Linked DNA regions of Homo sapiens: regions 2 and 3 are each linked to region 1. The links are chromatin loops, found by intact Hi-C in ENCODE. Cell type or tissue: Caco-2. All regions are shown on one strand. Region 1 overlaps MCF2L2 (MCF.2 cell line derived transforming sequence-like 2). Region 2 overlaps ATP11B (ATPase phospholipid transporting 11B (putative)). Region 3 overlaps YEATS2 (YEATS domain containing 2).

Evidence for each region. A loop is a pair of places that touch in the nucleus more often than their neighbours do. Peaks named below come from ENCODE experiments on the same cell type or tissue, not always from the same donor. Only the 100,000 strongest peaks of a DNase experiment are listed, where the experiment ranks them.
Region 2: a loop joins it to region 1, with 8 times the contacts of the local background. A loop is called at or near these places in 21 of 110 quality-filtered maps.
Region 3: it touches region 1 in a loop (7-fold over the local background); 20 of 110 quality-filtered maps call a loop at or near these places.

The regions. Positions count from the first base shown.
Region 1 is chr3:183,381,818-183,389,817 of GRCh38, reverse strand. It overlaps MCF2L2 (MCF.2 cell line derived transforming sequence-like 2), which reads left to right. Exons shown (of 30, transcript NM_015078.4): 2 at 39-122. Among named protein-coding and RNA genes, the nearest start is that of MCF2L2, 43 kb to the left of the region's middle. In Caco-2, CTCF peaks have their summits at 3,644 (motif pointing right) and 7,254 (motif pointing right); DNase peaks (open chromatin) are centred at 3,637 and 7,257.
Region 2 is chr3:182,906,047-182,914,046 of GRCh38, reverse strand. It overlaps ATP11B (ATPase phospholipid transporting 11B (putative)), which reads right to left. Exons shown (of 30, transcript NM_014616.3): 29 at 53-186. Among named protein-coding and RNA genes, the nearest start is that of DCUN1D1, 70 kb to the left of the region's middle. RefSeq lists a silencer at 1-5. In Caco-2, CTCF peaks have their summits at 4,368 and 4,569; no DNase peak of the experiment used is centred here.
Region 3 is chr3:183,763,918-183,771,917 of GRCh38, reverse strand. The region is part of intron 15 of YEATS2 (YEATS domain containing 2); the gene reads right to left. Among named protein-coding and RNA genes, the nearest start is that of YEATS2-AS1, 43 kb to the left of the region's middle. In Caco-2, a CTCF peak has its summit at 4,701 (motif pointing right); DNase peaks (open chromatin) are centred at 4,717 and 6,267.

The DNA.
Region 1 (8,000 bases):
CATGTTTAACTAACCCACTTTGTATTTCATTTGTGCAGATGAAATTATGCAGCAGGAAGTCAGACCCCTGATGGCGGTGGAGATAATAGAACAACTTCACAGACAATTTGCCATTCTTTCAGGTAAGGGGCACATTCATTTGCATTTCCAGATTTTGATGGGGGGGTCTTGATGGGAAGGTCCAGCCTCTTGAACCTTGAGGAATGTTATACTCAAATCTCACTCACCCCTTAGGCTTCACCCGGGACTAGAACAGGCTGAGGCCTATCCTGCCAGAAGAGGGTGGGATCTCATACATATTATTCCCTTTGCTGTTTGGTGCAATCTGATCTTTCCCAAAGGAGCACATTTCTTTGTGGTTGTAAATAACAGAGCTGAAAAGATTTTGAGGAAAGAAAAAGAGACAACTACTGACATCAGCTGCCACCATGATGTTCTTCCAATGTTCCTTTGGATGTTCTTCCAAGATTCAGCCTTACAAAGGTCTTAGTTCTAAGGGTTCCCGAGCGTTGCTGAGGTTGTTTGTTCTCTGGGAGAATTGTCTTTTACTCTTAGCTCATTTAAGGGATTTCCATCAAGCATTTGATTGGGAATGAAGAGAGGCTGTTCTGACTAAAAGTCTAGCATTTTTTGAGCCTAGACACAACCCTGAAAGGTTGTCATGACTTGAATACTGTTCTTTCTTATTCGCTCAGCCAAAGGTGACATGACTTTAATTACTAAAACTAGAAGTACATGCCAAACCCCAAATTATGGTTAGACCCAACTTAGGAGAATGAAGTGGTGACATTAGATATCCTTAGTATATAACATGGAGGGATAAAGTGGCAAGTTACTCTTTTCAACTTTTACATCTGTTCTGAAAAAAACAACAAAGCCATCTTAGTTACATCACAGAGAGAATATGTAGTTGGTGTGAATTTTATTCTACAACATGGGATATTAAAAAAAAAGTCACATCTCTTTCTTTTCTCCAAATCACATTTAATCTGCTCCAAGCTCCTCATCCCACTGATTTGAAGGAGATGCGAACTCAGTTATTATTGGGATATTTCTCCCCACCCCAGCATTGCCTCCTGGGTGACCACATCTTACACAATCCAGGACATTCTGGGGGAATTCTCTGGTCTTTCCGCCATATCAGTCACTGCGCACATAGTCACTGAAAGCTCCATAAATACAGGGTCCTCCTTTTTCTTCTTTCTGTCTGTATTGCCAATGCTTAGATCAGAGACTGGAACATAAAAGGTGCTCAGTACAAAAATATCCAAGTCCCTGTGGTCTATTCTGCGAGGCCGGTGGTCTCCCTGCTCCCCAGATGCCTAGTTAGGCACCATTGGCCCCTGTGGGAGGACCTAACCAGCCTCCTGAAGGCACAGTCTCATGGCTTCCCACTGTGAGTCTGGGCTTGCGCAAGACAAAAGGCAGAATGGGGTCTGTTCTCTGGGTTCCTGGAAACTGTTGCCCTACCACAGAAGGCCCCGAGACCACCATGCAGCTCAAGGTCTGGAATGGATGACAGGGTGGGCTGGGGTCAGGTAGATTCCTAGAGCCTTAGACTAAAGCTCTGAGGCCTCAATGCATGATTCTGGCTTATATAATTACACAATGGCTCATCTCAGGAATCAGTCTAGTGACAGATTAATTAATACATTTATGATCCAAATTTATCTCCTTTGAGTATTATTGAGGCCTTTCTTTCTGTTCTTATGACTTAGAGGCAATATAGAAAAAAACATGAACTGGTATCAGACAGCTCCAGATATGAATTTGGATTCTGTACTTACTAGCAGCATCACCTTGGGCAACTTACTTCTCTAAACCTCAGTTTCCTCATCTGTATGATGGGGTTATTGTAACTTCTTTTTTTTTTTTTTTTTTTTTTTGAGATGGAGTCTTGCTCTGTCATCCAGGCTGGCGTGCAATAGCACGATCTCAACTCACTGCAACCTCCACCTCCCAGGTTCGAGTGATTATCCTGCCTCAGCCTCCTGAGTAGCTGGGATTATAGGCACCCGCCATCATGCCCGGCTAATTTTTGTGTTTTTGTAGAGATGGGCTTTCACCATGTTGGCCAGGCTGGTCTCGAACTCCTGACCTCAGGTGATCCACCTGCCTCAGCCTCCTAAAGTGCTGGGATTACAGGCATGAGCCACCACACCCAGCCAGTAATTTTGAGGATTAAATGACATAATGTATGAAAAACACTTAGTATTGCAACTGCTGAATAAGTGTTTCTCTTTTTTTCTGATATCTTTTTATAGTTCTATAAAATGTTTATTTTGGGGTTCTATTACAAGTAAGATAATTTTTATAAGGAACCAATGTCATGCTCACAATAAATATGGTATACAATGCCACCATTGAGTCAGGAATAGAGATAATTGTCACTCCCTAACGTAGAACAGAGAACTGTGGAAACACACACTGGGCGCAGAAGACACTTCTGCTTTAGGAAGGTACTTTGACCATAATAAAGATAACCCTTCATTTCTGAGTTCCTTTTGTCATTTAAGTTTGTCTTCTTTTTTTCTTTGCTTTTTTTTTTTTTTTGAGACATGGTGTCGCTATGTTGCCCAGGCTGGGGTGCAGTGGCACCGTCTTGGCTCACTGCAGCCTTGACCTCCCAGGCTCAAGTGATCCTCCTACCTCAGCCTCCTGAGTTAACTGAGACTACAGGCAGGCATTGGCGCACACCATCATGCCCAAAATTTTTAAATTTTTTGTAGAGATGGGGTTTTGCCATGTTGCCCAGGCTGGTCTGGAACTCCTGGGCTCAAACAGTCTTTCCATCTCAGTCTTCCAAAGTGCTGGGATTACAGGCGTGAGCCAGAGTGTCTGGCCCAAATTTGCCTTTCTTATGAAGCAGAAGCATGGATTCGCTGTGATAGTAATTACAGCCTTGCAAGTCTGCAAGAATAGCGGCAGCCGTGGGTCTCTCTGAGTCAGCACTTTGTTTGGAATCAGAGGCCTGCTTTTCATCTTTAACCATCTCTCTTATTCTGGCAGAAACAGCAAGTGTCAGCAAGGAGGCTGTTGTGGGGGCCTGTATAGTTGTTGCTGTAAAACAGAAATCTCTCTAATTAGGTCTTTTCCCATGGCTGTGGTAGCCTAAGAGCTGCAGCCTCAGCCTCAACTCATAGCAGCTTCCTTTTCCTGATTCAGGCAAGTAAGGTAAAGATTTTCCCTACAAAATTTTCTACCAATTTCACTGATCTCTGGAAGGAGCCAGAGACCCTGTCAACCGGGAAGGCTGTGAAGGAGAGGATAGAGCCTTTCCCTCAATGCAGCCCTAGCTGCCTGGTCTGCTGAACTGTGCATGTGTTCCCACGGCTGGTAGAAGAGCAGAGGCTCATTACATGAAGCCTGACCCAGATTTGTGGCCCGATGGTTTGCGGCCTCTGGATGCGAAGCCTGTGAGCAGGGCCACCAGCGGGAATTGGATATTGACCAGGGCTGGGGCCTCTGGTAGCTCTGACGTTGGAAGACACCTGCATGTTCACAGTGAACTTGGGATATTTCTAAATTCAGGGCTTAGCTAGGAAACAAGAGAGTATAAGCAGGTTAGTGTGGTGGAAACACTCTGGGCTTTGGACCCAGACAATTCTGGGTTCACATTCCAACACAACCAGTAGGTGGCTCCAAACCCCAGTTTTTCATCTGTAAGAAGAAAAGTTTCACTCAGCATGGTATCTGACTACAAGGGAACTTAGCCTCTGAGACTTGTTGGTTTGTTTTTTAAATTGCATAACGAGGTCTGACGATAGAAACTCTTGGTATTGGATCAGTGGCTCAATGACATTAAGGCTGACATCTTTATGATTCTCTTGATGTTTTCTTCTTATTTGTCAACTCTTGATTCAAGGTGGCTGCTGCAATTCCAGACATTAGGTCAGTGTCCAAAGCAGGAAGAAGGAGAAGGAAAATGCTGGCTTCTTTGGTTCTGTTTGTAGAAACTCTTGGCTGCCTTCTGCTTATGTCTCATTCCAGAATTCTGTCACACAGCCATTCCCTGGCAGCAAGAGAATCTCAGAAGGCAAGCATTTAGCTTTCTAACTGCCACAGGAGACGGTGGTCAGGGAAAAGGGGACTGGGAGTGAATTAGCCATCAATCAACGTTTGCCACAGCTCCTTTCCTTTAATTATAAGGAATTGTCCTTTTATATTTATCTTGATGGTTGTTTCCCACTTGGAATTATTGTGAACTGAATCTCTCTCTTTCACTTTCTCTCCCTCTTTGCTCCCTTTCTCTGCCTGTCTCTTGTGGCAGCTTGAATCCTTTTGAAAATAATTGATGAAGAAATCAACTGCTCAATACTCTTAGGCTTGTAGAGTCCCCAGTTTCACCTCATACACACCAATGAAGCCCAGGTTTGGTGGAGGGTAGGGCTCCCAGGGGTGAGTGGGAGGCTCCTAACTGAAACAATGGAAAATGTCAAACCAAGGAAGAGATCGGAGCCCCAACTCCTAGCTTACATATGGAGCTAGTGACCTGAAACCTGGGAGGTGAGAACCAAGGGGCGACATCTAGAGCAGGACTGTTTAATAGAAATACAGTGTGGGCCACACATGTACTTTAAAATTTTATGGTAACCATATTAAAAAGGTTAAAATAAACAGATACAATGAATTTTAATTATATATTTTAAATTTACCCATATCTAAAATAATATTTCCACATGTACTCGATATTCAACATTTTTGGGATTTTACCTTTTTTATTCTAAGTCTTTGAAATCTAGTTTGTGTTTTATACTTACAGCATATCTCAATTTGGACTGGTTCCATTTCAAGTGCTTAATAATCACATGTGTCTAGTGGCTGTTGGATTCGGTAGTGCAGGTGAGAGGGAAGGTTCTCAGTCATGTTTGACTGAATATCTCCTTTTTATAACAAATGATTTGTATTGCCCTCTGCCATCCTAACATAAAATTTATAGATACTATATCTGCAAGGGTGGGCTCAACAACTACAACGAATATACTCCAAAGAGTATAGAGCTCCAACTGTAACCACCCTAGGGGTTCACCTTGCCTGCTGCCCAGACAGAACCAGGGGAATTACAATAGAGAAAGAGTAATTCATGCAGAGCCGGTTGTGTGGGATACTGGAGGTTTGTTATTACTCAAATCAGTCTCACCAAGCATTCAGGGAACAGAGTTTTTAAGGATAACTTGGTGGGTGGGGGGAAGCCAGTGAGCCAGGAGTGCTGATTGGCCAGAGATGAAATCACAGGGAGTCGGACCTGTCTTCTTGTGCTTAGTCAGTTCCTGGGCGGGGGGCCACAGATCAGGTAAACCCATTTATTGATCTGGATGGTGCCAGCTGATCCATCAAGTGCAGGGTTTGCAAAATATCTCAAGCACTGATCTTAGGAGCAGTTTAGGGAGGGTCAGGACCTTGCAGCCTCCAGCTGCATGACTCCTAAACCATCATTTCTAATCTTGTGGCTAATATTAGTCCTACAAAGGCAATCTAATCCCCAGGCAAGATGGAGGTCTGCTTTAGGAAAGGGCTGTTACCATGTTTGTTTAAACTAAACTAAATTTCTCCCAAAGTTAGTTCAGCCTACGCCCAGGAATGAACAAGGAGAGCTTGGATGTTAGAAGCAAGATGGAGTGGGTTAAGTTAGATCCCTTTCACTGTCTCAGTCATGATTTTGAAAAGGCGGTTTCAAAACACACATAACAGAAATTAAGTTCTTACTCTTTTACCAGTTCTGCATGTATGTTCCTGGTCAGCAGACAACTTTTCTCCATGTGGAGGTTCAGGAATGAAGGCTCCTTTGAGTTTCTGGTTCTTATTGTTGTTATGCGTGTCTGGGGAGCAGACAGGCTAAGAGAACATGGAAGGAGCATAGTGCTTCTTAAAATTCTCAGCTCAGAGATAGCATACAGCACATTCCATTGACTTGAACTTGTCACAGTCATTTGAACAAACTTAACAGCAAGGGAAGCTGGGAAATGTAGTGTAGCTATATGCCCAGGAAGGGAAAACTTAGGTGAACAGCCACACCTACCTATGCACATATTTTTAAAAATTAAAAAATAAAATATAAGGAACTGTAAAGGAGGAATCAAAGGAAACTAATTATAGTAAAGTAACATATCTTTCAATAGTATGTATTTCCACATGCATGTCTAGCTACATGAGAATAATGAAAGAGGTGCTTGCCCCTCAATTTGGAGTCACCAAAAATGTGATGGGTGCAAATGCTGGGATGTGGTGGGGTGATCAGATACCTGGAGTGACTTTATTAAGATTAAAAAAAAACCTCTTGGCCGGGCATGGTGGCTTACGCCTGTAATCAATCCCAGCACTTTGGGAGGCCGAGGTGGGCGGATCACCTGAGGTCGGGAGTTAAGAGACCAGCCTGACCAACACGGAGAAACCCCATCTCTACTAAAAATACAAAATTAGCCGGGTGTGGTGGTGCATACCTGTAATCTCAGCTACTTGGGAGGCTGAGGCAGGAGAATCGCTTGAACCCGAGAGGCGGAGGTTGTGGTGAGCCGAGATCGTGCCATTGCACTCCAGCCTGGGCAACAAGAGTGAAACTCCATCTCAAAAAATAAATAAATAAATAAATAAAATAAATAAATAAATATAAAAATTCTTTATGATTATTTGTAAAAACAGAGTCTAGGTTCAGAGCATTTTAAATGGATTTTTCACTTAAATTAAGCCTCTGGTAAGACATTTGGAAGTCACGTAGCATGTGGGGCAATTCTTTGTTTTATTATGGAGAATGGGTCATTTAGTATCCTAGGCCCTGAGATTTCCAAAGTGCTTACCAGGGAATGGTTCTGCCATTTCCCCAGTTAAAACCTTGTGTAGAGGAGAAAGGGAAAATAGATACTGGAAGGCAAAGAGCAGTAGGAAGATGCTTTGCAACCTTCCCCATCATTGGTCTTTGCCATCTTCCTGTAGGATTTCCTGTATTCTCAATTCACCTGTGCATGAAGCCTTCATGCCAGCTATCACCAGGGCCCTTTCAGCAATCACCTTATGTACCCCAAGCGCTTAATGTTTTCTGCACTAAAACTATTTGTCTTTCACTTAATGAAAAGGTACAAAATCATAGTAGGAGGAGTAAAGTTTATTTTAAGTTATCATTTTACTTAGTACCAAATAATTTGGGGTTGTTTGTATTCCTTGCATTCAAGGAATGCACTGGACTTTGGAATAATTATTCTTTCTTCCTATTGCATTACCGCGTTTCCTCAGAAGGTGGCACTAGATGCCATGTTGTAGGTTGCCCCACAGTTAAGTCCAGCTCTGTTTCCTTGATGCTTCTGCCTCTTAAGACTAATATTCAACAGTAGGTGGGTGTGCACAGTTAACCTTAGGGCCTCTCTGCTGTTCAGTATTGGTAGTAACCAAGGTAGAAGAAAACTTCACCTTTTTTCATTTAGGTGAGGATGGCTTTAATACAGTCAACTATAAAAAGGTAAAATTGGCCGGGTGTGGTGGCTCAACGCCTGTAATCCCAGCACTTAGGGAGGCCGAGGCAGACGGATCAGTTGAGGTCAGGAGTTCGAGACCAGCCTGGCCAACATGGTGAAACCCCGTCTCTACTAAAAATACAAAAATTAGCTGGGCGTGGTGGCATGTGCCTGTAATCCCAGCTACTCGGTAGGCTGAGGCACAATAATTGCTTGAACCTGGGAGGCGGAGGTTGCAGTGAGCGGAGATCACACCACTGCAGTCTAGCCTGGGTGACAGAGCGAGATTCCATCTAATAATAATAATAATAATAATAATAAAAGGTGAAATTAAATGGCATAATCACATTCTAGTGAATATTTTAGGGTATTTCAGTTCCTTGAAATGTTTTAGCCAGTCCCTCAGCAAATGTTGATTATGCAATTACTACAGTGTTATAATGCATCTTAATTTAGCTTTTCAAAGACGCAAATTCTCTGAATGCACATTTCTCTGAAACTTCCCATAGTTGTGAAACTGCAAAGAGGAAGAATATTATTAGATGAAAGCTGTTA
Region 2 (8,000 bases), 480 kb after region 1:
TTCCAGATAGGATACTCATCTGCAGCAAAGGCTACTTAGAGAGATTTCACACCTGCTGATGTGGGTTGGACTACATCTTCCTATAACTCGTTCCAGCATTCTTCCAACAGATGCACACGCTGCTTCTCCTTCCGGGAAACAGCACATGGAGTCCAAGCACTTGATACCTGCATTTGTTTCAGTAAGCTGCGGGAGGTGAAGCAGAAAACATCAGTTGTTTAAAGATATGGACTTCTGAAAAGCATTAGAACATTACAACAAGCACTTTCAAATCAAAGGTAACATATATAAACCTACATGTTTTTCTATAATATGGGAAACATATGAAAGGCTTTAATTTACTAGAGTATAACCATCCAAAATTATTTTAAAGCCTTGTATCCTAAATTAGAGGTCTAGTAAAATAATTATATAAATTAAGAAGCTGGATATTATGTAAATCTACTTTTAATGTTTCATTTTAATCATTTATTATGGTCAAAATGATTTCCATCAACCACTCAGGAATGTAATGAATTCCAATTCTGCATGGAGTTTTTCTTTAGGTGAAATGCTCCTGCAATTTCAATTAAAAATGTCTAGCCTGCAATTTCAATGAACAATGTCCAACAATTGAGATAAGTGGAGTATGAATTATCTTTAAGACTGGGAAATAACAATCAGGCAGGACCTCACCCCAATGTTCAGTAACAACAACAATGGCAGCAAACACTTTACGTATGCTTTACTATGTGCCAGGTTCTAAGCACTCTACATAGATCCACTCCATACTTATCTTTGAAAAAAGCATCATTTATCATAAATTGCTAAAAACTTTTAAGTGGCAATCATCCCATCATCAGCTCATCCTGCTTTGTAACAGTTAGCTGACAGTTTAATAAATTAAAATTTATTAAACAAGTGAATAAGTAGTACTATCAAGATTTGAAACTGAATTACTTTCTGAAAGTATGCAAGATTTATGTTGATTCAGGCATAAATAGCCCAGCAAGATAATTTTATTCCACACGACTAACAATTTTAACTGAGTAAAAATGAGGGGGAAAGATGGTATGACCACGTAGCTCGATGAATCCCAACCCTGGTTTTGTTTGTCAAAGATGCTCCGAAATTTTTCAAGGGCTGTTGTTTTAAAAAAAAAACACCTTATTTCAATTCACCTTCTTTTACATATATAACATCCTACGTAACACATCTTTTGAGGATAGAGAAGGAGAATAAATACAGGGCTGCACTTCCACGAAGGTTGGGAATCACCATGTGCTGGGTGCAGGCAACAGAGGATGTTTGTGGAGATGCTCACAATGAACAGAAGAGACGGACGTGATGGAACAGAAACCTGGCATTCTGAATGTAAACAACTGCTGATGTCCTGCAAGATCCATGCTCAGAAGATTCAACACCACACAGTGTGAAACAACATGGTTCTTATCTGGCAACTGCCTGATGACAGTGTCCTAGGATCAGCTAAGCACTGAGAAAGAGCCAAACTTGACTTGTTCTTTCGTTACAATACTCTTGGTTTAGAATTGTTTAGGGCACAGTTTCTTAAACTGTGTTTTGTAAGATATTTACAGACATTTCATGAAAAAAAAAAAGGGGGTCAGTGTTCAATTAAATTTGGGAAACACTAATTTAACAAAGTTCTAAACAGACTTTTAAAGTAGAGGACTGTGAAGTCAGGATACATGGTCATCTCCATGGGGGAAGCCTGAGATATCATAATTCTCCACTCATTTTCTTAGTGGGAGAAACCATACACCCCCACCCACCAACCAGCAAATATTAAGCAACACCAGGAGGATCATTCATATTCAGAGGAACAGTTTAGGAAATGCTGGTTTAGGTAACAGGATTTCATCAGTTTTCCAGTATTCTCTTTGGGTCCCTGGACTCCAGTTTTCCCAATCTCAAATTTACCCCTTGTAGCAACCCAGACTCCAGGGCTCCTACATGCTCAAAGGATAAAGCCCCACACCGCATGAAGCCTTGAAGGCCCTTTACAGCCTGACCCCAGGCTGCCTTTCCTGCTCTGCTTCCCAATGCTCTGGTGCAGTCTCCACTCCAGCCAACCAATGTTCCCTGCCTGTGGGCAACGTGTCGGGGCCTGCCATCAATCAGGGTCAGAATGCTGACCCCTACATCAGCGTTCAGCTTAAATCCTACCGTCTCCATTAACTTCCCTCACCTCTCCAACTATGAGTCATCTCTTTCTCTGATTCTATTTCACTGCTTATTTGTATCACTTAATTGGCACAAGCACTTAAACTTCTATTTATTGAGCAAGGTACTGTGCCACTTTCCACAGGGGATAGTAACCCTGTGCTCAATCCGGTGAGCTAAAGGTAAGGAAGAAGGTGGGAGAGAGGACAAGTCAGGAAGACATACCAACAGCAGTTACATTAGTGGAGTGCTCACCACGTATGCCCCAGTGACTATGTAAGATGCTTCTCATGGATTGTCTCACTGAAAACTTAAACAGCCCTTAGGAATAGGCATCATGATCATCCCCAGTTTACAGATGAGGAAACCGTTAAGAATTTGTTCAAGGTCACCCACTTAATCTGGGGCTTGAATCTTGGTTTCTTTGCTTGCAGAGCCCAAACCCCTTTACCATAGCACTTCCTGCCTTATGATTATAAGAGGCAGACTACTCAGAAAACAGGAGGGAAAGCTCAAACCCAGCTGCTGTTAGTGGTACTGGTGGGAGGGCATGAAGATTTGATGAAAAAGGTGGCATTTAAAATACATCTTAAAGGACTTAGCGGGGGGGGGCATTTCAATAGCAGGAGATGGGGGGGAAAAGATATTCCAGGCTGAAGGAGGAGAAAGAGTGGCTATGTGTGGGCAGCAGTGTGGTGTGTATTCCGCAGAAGCTTAGCCTAAGTGTAAGGGAGTGGTACTGTCCCCTTGCAAAAAGACCAGTTGTGACTCACAGTGTGGTCCATAGATCAATGCTGATCCATAAACACTATTACTGGCCCATGAAGAAATAAGCATTTCTAATCTGTGAGAATAAGAGCTTAGAAATTTTTACAGCAGTTGGACAAAGTATGTTTATAACTGTTAAATTCAATAATTTAAAAATTGGGGCTTATTTTATATATCTTTTAGATTTAATTTTCCTATAATTCATTTTTATTGTATTTGTAAAAGCACTGGCTCAAGATAAACTGGAAATTAAAACAAAACAAGAAAATAACAAACTGGTCCTTCACCACATTTACTTGGAGAGAACTAAACCAGAAACTCAAAAGAGCAAGGATCTTGTCTGACACTTTAGTTTAACAACATGTGCTTTGCTCAAAGCTGGTGCTCAATCAACTGGGAGAAATTCATCGAGATGACACCCAGAAGGTAGCCAGCGCTTGAGTATCCATATATGTGCAAGACACTGCCTTGGTCTGGATCTGACCCTGGTAATCATCTTGCTTTGCATTCATCACCTTTCACCTTATTTTTATTATTTTTAGAGACAGGGTCTTGCTCTGTCATCCAGGCTGGAGTGCAGTGGCACAATCGATCCTAGCTCACTGCAGTCTCAACCTCCTGGGCTCAAGCAATCCTTCCACCTCAGCCTCCTGGGTAGCTACTACAGGTGTGCGTCATCATGTCAGGCTAATTTTTAATTTTAGTAGAGACAGGGTCTTACTATACGGCCCAGGCTGGTCTCAAACTCCTGGCCTCCAGTGGTCCTCCCACCTCAGCCTCTCAAAGTGCCGGGATTACAGGTGTGAGCTACTGAGCCTGGCCATCCTTTGCTTTAAAACTGAAGGACAGTTATTAAAATATGGACATCCCAACAGAGAAGGTAAACATCTTGAAATGTCAAAAATTTTAAGAAATGACTTCTTCAGATCACTTTTTGAACTAAGTGTATATATATGTGAATATATAGTTTGTATGTATATGTTTCCTTTTTTCTCTAAAGAAAAAAAAGAACTCAGCTGCTTTTTTTTTTTTTTTTTTTTTTCTGGAGGCCGAGTCTCACTCTGTTGCCCAGGCTGGAGGCTGGAGTGCAGTGGTGTGATCTTGGTTCACTGCAACCTCCGCCTCCTGGGTTCAAGCAATTCTCATGACTCAGCCTCCTGAGTAGCTGGGACTACAGGCACACACCACCACGCCCAGCTAATTTTTTGCATTTTAGTAGAGATGAAGTTTCACCATGTTGCCCAGGCTGGTCTCAATCTTCTGAGCTCAGACAATCCGCCCACCTCAGCCTCCCAAAGTGCTAGGATTATAAGCATGAGCCACCGTGGCCAGCCTCAGCTGCTTTTAAAATGCTGAATGTTGGCTGTGTTTCTGTAAAGCTATCTATAGAAAATGCTATACTGTTCTCTAGCAAACCTCCAAGCTCTACTACTTTCCCATATATACATCTTTGATCTCAATATTCAGGAACTGGGAGCTCGGGCCAGAGTACCTGTATAGACATAGTTGCCAGTATAATTGGGTGAGGAGAATGGGAGTGGAGCATTTAGAGCCCATTTCATTCAAAGTAAGGAGAGGAAATCATTACATTTTTGGGGGAAATCATTACATGTTTTGGGAGACCACTTTTAAATAATAGAAAAGAAAAAAAAAGCATAGTAATGGGAGTGAGACCCCACCTAGTGGTACCAAGAGGTAACTTTTAATTTACTAGAAGTTGTGATTGGTAAGCCTCACTTTCCACCACACTTGCTCCCAGGAATGACCACATAATTTAGTGCTAGAAAGGCTGTCAAGCAAAACAACTATGTCTATTCAACATGACTATGCACAGATAATAAAAATGCTCATCTTCACAGAAATTGCCTTTTGAAATAAATTCTGGCTCACTGCTTTTATTTCCATTATTTTCATGTCAATGACAATAAACACTAAGACATTTCTTATTGCTTATACAAAATATTTTCCTGAAACCTTACAACCTTCCTTAAATCTTATAAATTTTAGAAAAATGTCTCACATTTCTAACATTTTTTAGTCACACCTATGACATTCTATCAAATCAAATAAAGGTTTTTGTTTTTTAAAGTTTAGATAATAACTGTCAAACAATTAACCATGCTAGGTCTTTTGCCCTTAAAGGTGTTCTATATACTGGATAATCAAAGTGAGCACCTTGCATGGCCTTCAAGGAGTTATTTGGAAAGAAGGCTTAAACTCTAATTTTAAAAACAAAAATGAAAAAAGAAGAGGTTTGTGTTTAAGGAAATGTTTTTCTTTTTAATGTAAAATCAAGTCATCAAATGTTACTGATTTTCAAATCTGATTAAGAATCATAAAATCTCTAAAACAAGTAATGAGCTTCATCTCATAATTCAGAACTGCAATGGAGATAGCCAGGTAGTGATGAAATCTGGGTAACTGGTATATCTTACTCAAGGCCTGTTTCTCCAAAACATTCTTCAAGCTCATATTCACTCTTCTAAACTCCCTTTCCTCTCTCCTTCCCTCTAAGTAAAATAAACAACTTAGAAAGATTGTTATAAAATACTTCCATACTGTCTTTTAGGGATTTCTTAAGAGAAGGAGATTTCTGTATGTATTACATACCTAAGAATATGGGCCAGGTGCGGTGGCTTACTTCTGTAATCCCAGACCTTTGGGAGGCAAGGAAGGTGAATCACTTGAGGCCAGGAGTTTGAGAACAGCCTGGCCAACAACGCGAAACCCTGTCTCTACTGAATATACAAAAATTAGCTGCGTGTGTAGTCCCAGCCCGTCTGTAGGCTGAGGCAGGAGAACTGCTTGAACCCAGGAGGTGGAGGTCGCATTGAGCCAAGATGGTGCTTCTGCACTCCAGCCTGGGCAGCAGAGTGAGACCCTATGTCTAGCTCAAAAAAAAAAAAAAAAAAAAAAAAAGAAAATAATAATATGAGAATTATATTGATTCGGTAAATTTATTTTAATAATCTGGCTTATTCTTAGTTTGAAAGAGGACTAAGGGCCTTTTGTTTTAATGTATTCTACTGGTTACATAAATAACAACATATGACTAGGAATTTGTAATTTAGGTGAGGAAGAAATTAATACCTGTGAAAAATGATAAAATCCCCAAATTTAATGCAGACGGTAAATTAATGTCACAGGCTGTAAGAGAGAATTCACTTATCATTCCTTGGCAAAAGTCACCATAATAAGGCTCCTGTTATTTAATGGGAACATTCTAAGAACCCAATTCTCAGCTGTACTGTACATTTAATGGACATATTAAAGCAAAGCAGTACCAGATCCACATCATATGAAATATCCACTAGAACTTAAATGTGTGGGGACCTTTTATTACAGAGGACACAATTTTATAGTTTTAGTCAGGTCTTAGGAGATTATCTGCTTTGTAGACTATCCAAGGCATAACATAAATCCTAGGCAGCAGCAAGCTCTTCACATGAGCTTTCTTTGGCGCTCAATCAGAGCCTATTAAAAAAGCCTAAACATCTTTCTATAGCAAGGCACAATGCAACAGAAATATACTGTAAATATAATCATATGAAGCATACCAAAACACACAAAAATTCAGGATTCTTTTGAATATCTTTTCAACTGATGATATTTAATAACAGAGTTGATTAATTTTTCATTTAGGGTAATCCACTAATCTAATTTAAAACTGTATCTTATAGAATAGTCCAGATTCTTCAAATTATTCTACCTGTTCCAGGGTCTGATTTATAGTGTGGTTAAAAGATTTACAATTTTCAAGTGGCTTTGTTACAAAGTTTCATCACTGCTTCTCCCATATGAGACAACAGCACTTTCTTGACTAGTAATTACAATAAATAAAATAGCAATTAGTCCAAATAATACAATTATTAGTGGCAGGAAATTTTATCCTCCATCATTACTACCAATCCAAATATTCTGCATATCCCTATTAGGTCTCGAAATGGTTGTCAGGGTTATTCCTCGAGAGAAGAGAAAATCAAGCTCTCATCAATTCTTCTTTCTTTCTTTTTTTTTTTTTTTGAGACGGAGTCTCACTCTGTCGCTCAGGCTGGAGTGCAGTGGTGCCATCTCAGCTCAATGCAAGCTCCGCCTCCCAGGTTTATGCCATTCTCCTGCCTCAGCCTCCCGAGTAGCTGGGACTGCAGGCATCCGCCACCACACCTAGTTAATTTTTGCTTTTGTATTTTTAGTAGAGACGGGGTTTCACCGTGTCAGCCAGGATGGTCTCGGTCTCCTGACCTCATGATCCACCCGCCTCAGCCTCCCAAAGTGCTGGGATTACAGGCGTGAGCCACCATGCCCGGCCTTCTTCTTCTTCTTCTTTTTTTTTTTTTTAAAACAGATACAACTATGAAAATTTATGAGCCAGGTGTGGGGGTTCACGCCTATATCCCAGCACTTTGGGAGGCTGAGGCAGGTAGATCGCTTGAGCCCAGGAGTTTGAGACCAGTGTGTGCAACACGGCGAGACCCAGTCTCCACAAAAAATACAAAAAACTACCTGGGCATGGTGGGATGCACCTGTAGTTCCAGCTACTGGGGGAGAGGGGTCGAGGGTGGGAGGACCGCTTGAGCCCGGGAGGTCGAGGCTGCAGTGAGCCATGATCGTGCCACTGCACTCTAGCCTGGGAGATGGAATGAGGCCCTGTCTCAAAGAAAAAATTTATGAAAAGAATGGAAAGTTTGTTGAATAGCAGCAGTCAGCAGAAAATTTCTCAGTACTAAGTCTAAGCACCCTACTCTTTGATCATTCAACTTAAGAGGTGACTTAGATAAGTAATTCAGTATCCAACTATATTAAGATGGGTAAATGATACACAACTACAACTTCAAGGGGGAAAATGATTTCAGAGATAACAGAAATAGCATGACATTTTCAAAAGGAGAAGTAAAAAGGAGTATTTTCTTGAATGTAAGACAATAGGTTGTGAGAATATCTTCACAGCTTAGAATGTGAGGTGAAGTCTGATTTATCTTTGGAACTCTAAAGAGAGATTGACAAAATTTTCAGGGATGGACATATGAAAAATGTAAAGACCACAAAAAAGGAAAACAACGAAACTAAAA
Region 3 (8,000 bases), 380 kb before region 1:
CAATCTCTACTAAAAATACAAAAATTAGCTGGGCATGGTGGCACACACCTGTAGTCCCAGCTACTCTGGAGGCTGAGGTAGGAGAATCCCCTGAACCTAGGATGTGGAGGTTGCAGTGAGCCAAGATCATGCCACTGCACTCCAGCCTGGGTGACAGAGTGAGACTCTGTCTAAAAAAAAAAAAAAAAAAAAAAAAAAATTAGCCAGTACAGTGGCACACATCTGTAGTCCCAGCTATTCAGGAGGCTGAGGCAGGGGAGGATCCCTTGAGCCTAGGAGTTCAAGGCTGCACTGAGCCGTGATCACACCACTGCCCTCCAGCCTGGGTGACAGAGCAAGACCCTAAGAAAAGAAAAAAAAAAAAAAAAAAAAAAGGCAAGAATAATATTTAACTATTAAAAAAAAAAAAGACCCCAGTACCCAAATAATGAAAATTAGAAGTATCTAGTTCCAAAAGTAAAATGAATTCTTTTAAGAAAATACTCAGGAGTGTTTTTAAAACAAAGTCAACAGTAGGATGTTAAATTAAACACTGAATGAATGGCAAACTGGAGCAGTGTTTCCCACTCCCAGCACCTTATTTCATAAAAAGAACTTCTCACCAGAAACTAGATGAACAGACTTCCACAAGGTTGGAAGAAATGCAAATGATCTACCTTCTTAAGGCAAAAAAGACAAAATAGGAAGTGCTGTTCACCCATCAGATTGGGGGAAAAAGAGTTTAAAACCAAGAAGTTACTAGAGGCTGTGGGGAAAATAGGAATTTGTGCTCACTGTTGGTAGGAAGATAAATTTGGACAGCCATTCCAGAGAGGCACTGGCCCATCTGCTAAAACTGAAAATTCACATACCCCCGTATAGTAGGAATTGTTTTTAGGAATATATCCTAGAGAAACATACATGCGTTCAAGGGAACATATACAACAATGCCCAACATAGCATTATTTTTACCAAAAACTGTTAGCAACCTTAATGTCTGCAGCATGCAACAACATTCTTAACGTCTACAGATAGAGGAATGGACAAACTGTGGCATAAAACAGACAACGAAAGGTCATACTAAAAATAAATGAACTAGAATTATATATATTAGTGATATATTAGTGTAAACAGACTGGAAAAATAAGAAAGCGAAAAGGGAGTTGCAGAAAAATGTAAGTAGGAATATCTTTTACGTAAACCTTCAAAACACAAACAACATCACGTTTCCTATGACTATGTATTCATGTAATAAGCGCATGGAGTGGAAGGCTACACATCAAAGCCATGACAGTGCTTGTTGCCTCTGGGAAGAACAAAGTGGACTTCAACTTTATCAGAAATGTTTTATTTGGAGAAAAAAGATCTGAAGTAAACATGAATAAGTAAATTTGGGGTGGAGGATATGGGGGTATTGATTACTTAATTCTCTACATATGTTACTGGAATTTTAGAGTATTTCTAAATTTTAAAATAAGATTATTTAGAAGGTAGAATGAAATGATAAAGCATATTCAACTGATAAGTAGGAAATTTTTGTTTTTTTGTTTTTTGTTTTTTTTTGAGACGGAGTCTCGCTCTGTCACCCAGGAAGTGGCGCAATCTCGGCTCACTGCAACCTCCGCCTCACGGGTTCATGCCATTCTCCTGCCTCAGTCTCCCGAGTAGCTGGGACTACAGGCGCCACCACGCCCAGCTAATTTTTTGTATTTTTAGTAGAAACGGGGTTTCACCGTGTTAGCCAGGACGGTCTTGATCTCCTGACCTCGTGATCCGCCCGCCTCGGCCTCCCAAAGTGCTGGGATTACAGGTGTGAGCCACCGCACCCGGCCAGAAGTTTTAAATTAAAATATTACTATACCATACACGGTTTCTGTTCAAAGACTGTGAGTTCAGTAAAATACATTTACCATGCAGTTGGATAATATAGCTGATATAAAGAAAACAGTCCCTTGGCTGGGTATGGTGGCTCGCGCCTGTAATCCCAGCACTTTAGGAGGCTGAGGCGGGCGGATCACAAGGTCAAGAGATTGAGACTGTCCTGGCCAACATGGTGAAACCTCATCTCTACTAAAATTACAAGGAATGAGCTGGGCGTGGTGGTGGGCACCCCAGCTACTCGGGAGGCTGAGGCAGCAGAATCGCTTGAACCTGGGAGTCGGAGGTTGCAGTGAGCTGAGATCGTGCCACTGCACTCTAGCCTGGCGACAGAGCAAGACTCTGTCTAAACAATAAATAAATAAAATGAAAACAGTCCCTTAATCAAATATTATAAACTATAGCGTCACAAAGAGGAAACAGTGCAGGTTTCGGTAAGCAGACAGATCTGGTTTTCCAGGTTAGTTATTTTTAGTTAGTAGCTAGGTAAGTTATTTAACCTCTCTTGAGTTTTACCATCAATCCCCTCATCTATAAAATATGGGTAACATTTACCCTCCGAATCATGAAGCAAAATGAGAAAAAGTATATAGGATGCCTAGCTAACATGACAGCTGTTGCTGCTCATCACAACACTTCAACTGAAGAATAATAATCCACAAGGGGATGTGGAGACCAGCAAAGGACAGCCAAAGGACAGACATTTGTGGCTGTCTTCCGCATTCGGCCAAGGCAGAGACCTTGATCTTAACCTCTGGATTCAGCAGGTGAAACAAATTAATCTTGAGTGAATTATACAACATGGGGATCCGCCTGCTACTTTAAAATATTCCAGGGAGATAAATTAAGATGAGTAAAATGCTGGTAATTGTTAAAACTGGGTAATAGGCATGTGGGATTCATCACACTCTTCTCCCTACTTTTCTGTATGTTTAAGGAGAGAAGAAAAGAAGAAACAGAATAAAAGAACCAATTTTAAAAAGCAAGTTAACCTAGAATGAAGACAAGAAATCACCCCCGGCTCTCCTGGTTTGGTTGAAATACCCCTTATTACCCACATCTACATCTCTGTTTTGTTGTTGTTTTTTGAGACGGAGTTTTGCTCTTGTTGCCCAGGCTGGAGTGCGGTGGCACGATCTCAGCTCACCGCAACCTCCGCCTCCTGGGTTCAAGCAATTCTCCTGCCTTTGCCTCCTGAGTAGCTGGGATTATGGGCACACGCCACCACACCTGGCTAATTTTGTATTTTTAGTAGAGACGGGGTTTCTCCATGCTGGTCAGGCTGATCTTGAACTCCCGACCTCAGGCGATCTACCTGTCTCGGCCTCCCAAAGTGCTGAGATTACAGGCACCTGGCCTTCATCTGTGTTCTAACTGCATGAACTTCATTCTGCAGGGGACCTGTAGAGTTTCTGTAGCCACAGAGCAGGGCAGGGTCATCCTCCCAGTGATGTGGAAATACGGAAACCCTTCTTACTGATCAAGAACTTTTCTGTATATTTATGAAAGAAAAAAAAAACCCTTCTTAATGTAGCAAAACTTTTTGGGAGTGTGGCAGAAACTGCTAGTTGAACCCCAATATCTATTATTTCCTTCTCCTCTCATAGTAACAGAGCCCCCAGTTTTCAGCTGGGGCAATGGCCACATGGAATCACAACTCTATTTCCCAGCCCTCCCAGACCTAGGCGTGGCCATTTGCTTTCTGGCTAACGGGATGTGTGCAGAAGTGAGAGCGACTTTCGGGCTCTGTCTGCCCTCAGCTCTCCCTCCCCCTGCTCCCTTCCTCTTGGCAAGAAGCGTGAACGTGGAGGTATGAGATGAAGTGTTTTCTTAGTCCACAAGCCGAAAGCCAAATTTTGAGAATGTCAGAGCAAAAAAAGGAAAGCCAGGGATCTAGATTCTCGATGACTGTATGAGAAATAAACTTACTTAAAGTTCTGGTGTTCAGATTTCTCTGTTGCAGTAGTTGAACTTTTCTCTTAACTAAGATAGCAGTCTTCAAACCTCCCAAACATATCAAATAACCTATTTCACAAGTTAAATTACACAGAATCTACTTTTATGTTCCTAAACAAAGAAAGCAAATAACTTAGGGAAAACAATACACACATTTTTAGACCTACTTCAATTTCTTTCCCCACATTACATGCACCTGACTTGCTTTTCCTTTCTTGTGCCAAGTGCTTCAGAGTTTTCAGGATATGACACGTAATTTCTCCAAGAACCCAGTAAAACCTGGTATCCTGCCGGGCGTGGTGGCTCATGCCTGTAATCCCAGCACTTTGGGAGGCCGAGGTGGGCGGATCATTAGAGGTCAGGAGTTTGAGACCAGCGTGATGAACATGGTAAAACCCCGTCTCTATTAAAAAATAAAAAAAATGGCCGGGCACAATGGCTCACACCTGTAATCCTAGCACTTCAGGAGGCCAAGGCGGGCAGATCACAAGGTCAGAAGTTTGAGACCAGTGTGGCCAACATAGTGAAACCCTGTCTCTACTAAAAATACAAAAAAATTAGCTAGGCATGGTGGTGGGTGCCTGTAATCCCAGCTACTTGGGAGGCTGAGTCAAGAGAATCACTTGAACCCAAGAGGCGGAGGTTGTAGTGAGCCGAGATGGCGCCACTGCTCTCCAGCCTGGGCGACAGTGCAAGACTCCAGCTCAAAAAAAAAAAATTAGCTGGGCGTGGTGGTGTGGGCCTGCGATCCCAGCTAAGGCTGAAGTAGGAGTATAGCTTGAGCCCAGGAGACAGAGGTTGCAGTGAGTCAAGACTGCACCACTGCACTCCAGCCTGGGCAACGGAGCTAGACGCTGTCTCAAAACAGAAACAAAAACCTGGTATCCCAAGTCAGCCACTGGAGGGCAGTCTTTACCAGCAGAGCTTACCCACCTTGTGCACACCGCCTGGGAGATGACTGTCACTACCTCCCTACCTTCCTTCTGGAAAACAGGAGAATGAGGAAATCTGCATTCTGTTGGGAAAAACTCTGCAGCTGATTATGGACACCACTAAGAAGGTGTAAGACCTCTTAAATAAGACTGTATTACCCAAAATTAGTTTGTTATTTTTTTAAAACAACATACTTTGGCCAGGCACAGTGGCTCATGCTTATAACCCCAACACTTTGGGAGGCTGAGGCAGGCAGACTGCTTGAGCCCAGGAGTTCAAGACCAGCCTGGGCAACATAGTGAAAACCAGTCTCTACAAAATACAGAAAACAAAACAAAACAAAAAACCTAATTGGGTGTGGTGGTATCACCTGTAGTCCTGGGAGACTGAGGTGGGATTGCTGGAGCCCAGGGAGGCTGAGACTACAGTGAGTTATGATCATAAAACAAAACAAAACAAAAAAACCCACAAGAGCAACAACCACCAAAAAACCACAACGTATTTCGGCCTAGAGCCTGAACTCACCTACTGACTTTCCTCATTCTCTTCCCATTCAATAATTCTCTCTCTGTTGCTAATTTCCTGCTAGCTTGAGAAAGCAGACACCCATTGTTTTGTATTTGTTATACACTTAACTTCGATTCATGCTTTGATTAAATGTTTCTATTTCTGCCCTCCCTGTTTCCTACACATACCTGTGGCAAGTCAGAATTTACTTCAGCAAACTGAAGGGGAAGAGTCTGTATCTGAGATTTTCCCTCCAGATATTAAAAAATATGGCTGTTTACAAGTTAAGTGCTCACTGATAACCATTACAATGGTACTTAGGCATGGATATGCCTGATACTCACATTAGTTACTATTTACTGAGCACTTGCTCTGTGCTAGGTAGGTCCTTCATATACAATCTCTAATTCTTCTACAACCCTGAAAGACCAGGGCTCAGAACCTGCACAGGTTACACCAGTAATGAGTGGCTGAGATCTGAGATTTGCAACAAGCTCTAACTGCAAAGCTCATGCTCCTTCTACTTTAACACACTGCTTCCTTCCCATATGGAACTACTTATTCCTCAGTTGTCCCTTTTCATGTCAAAGGCAGCACCTCTTCCCACTTTGAGGAAAAAGATCAGCTGTGTTTCTGTTGTCCCAAAGTTGTATGGAGGGTAAAACAGTGCCATTTTTTGCCACCCTCCTGTTTCCTGGCATATCTTTTTTTTTTTTTTTAGACAGAGTCTTGCTCTATCTCCCAGGCTGGAGTACAGTGGCGTCATCTCAGTTCACTGCAACCTTGACCTCCCAGGTTCAAACAATTCTCCTGCCTCAGCCTCCCAAGTAGCTGGGATTACAGGTGCACACCACCATGTCTGGCTAATTTTTGTATTTTTAGTAGAGACAGGGTTTCACCATGTTGGCCAGGCTGGTCTCGAACTCCTGACCTCAGGTGATCTGCCCACCTCAGCCTCCTAAAGTGCTGGAATTACAAGCATGAACCACACACCCAGCCTGTTCTCTGGCATAGTTTCTAGGAATGCACTTCAGCAATAACCAGGAACAGTCTGTACTCACAGACAGCTCCTTATCTCAACTGCTAATCATGGATTCCATTTCCTGGGTAAACAGTGGTATCATCTCACGCACTACTGCTTCTCTGCAGTTCCTTCACACTTTGCTGTGGTTTTTCTTTTCAGATGCCCTTAAACCATATTTAGGGCATTGTGGCACAGACCCACCTATCTCCTCCAACCTTACATTTACCATTAAGTAGGTGGCCATGTGACAAGTCAGTACAGTTGTTCAGCATCACTGGAGGAGTGGATTGGCAATATGCAAAGCGGCAAAAAATGGAAACGAACTTATCCAAGAGCTTCTAACATAAACAGCAATGCTAAGTTGATTCAAAGCAGAAATCAGTAAAGCCACATATCCCTATGTGAAGCAAAACAGATTTTGAGGTACATATACGACAAGCCTGAGTAGGAAGTTCAGATGACAATAACTGATTTACTAAGGGATTTTGGCAGAATTCTTACCCCTGAAGCCAGAACCACAGTGGGAGCACTAGTAAGCAGTTGGGGATGCCTGTCTTAGTCATTCTGGCTACGAATGCCTCAAAGTCAAATGAGATGCTGTAGCACCATGATTCCTAAATCTGCTGCCTAAGTAGATGAATCAGCAGAAACACTTATTAAAAACCCAGATTCCCAGGGATCTCAAGAAGAATCCGATGCAGTAAGTTTGAGATGGTGGCCTAGGTAGCTATCAGCAGATGATTCTTATAACCAGGTAAGTCTGAGAAAGTCGTTAATAAACTTAACAGATTTTAGAACCACCGATAACACCACGAATTTTATTTTATTTTTTTGAGATGGAGTTTTGCTCTTGTTGCCCAGGCTGGAGTGCAATAGCAAGATCTCGTCTCACTGCAACCTCTGCCTGCCGGGGTCAAGCGTTTCTCCTGCCTCAGCCTCCCGAGTAGCTGGGATTACAGGCGCCCGCCACCACGCCCAAATAATTTTTTGTATTTTTAGTATAGACGGGGTTTCACTATGTTGGCCTGATCTCGAACTCCTGACCTCAGGCGATCCACCCGCCTTGACCTCCCAAAGTGCTGGAATTATAGGCGTGAGCCACTGCGACAAGCTCTATGAATTTTTAAGTTGATCCTAATCTCTATCTGATAGCTAAAATCTTTTTCGATTTTGGGCTATTCTTAAAACAATTCATTCTCCTTAGATAGGTAGGCTGGGTTTCAAGCTGAAAAACATCTATATGATATCTTTTTTTTTTTTTTTTTTTTTTTTAAACAGAGTTTCACTCGTTGCCCAGGCTGGAGTGCAATGGTGCGATCTCAGCTCACTGCAACTTCCACCTCCTGTGTTCAAGCCATTCTCCTGCCTCAGCCTCCTGACTAGTTGAGATTACAGGAGCCCGACACCATGTCCACCTAATTCTTGTATTTTTGGTAGAGACAGTTTCACCAAGTTGACCAGGCTGGTCTTCAACATCTGACCTCAGGTGATAACGCACGCCTCAGCCTCTCAAAGTGCTGGGATTACGGGCGTGAGCCACCGTGCCCAGCCATTGTTTTTTGTTTTTTTGTTTTTGAGACAGTCTCCCTCTGTCACCCAGGCTGAAATGCAGTGGCACAGTCTTGGCTCACTGCAACCTCCGCCTCCTGGGTTCAAGTGATTCTCCTGCCTCAGCCTCCCAAGTAGCTGGGATTACAGGTGCATGCCACCCACCACGCTCGGT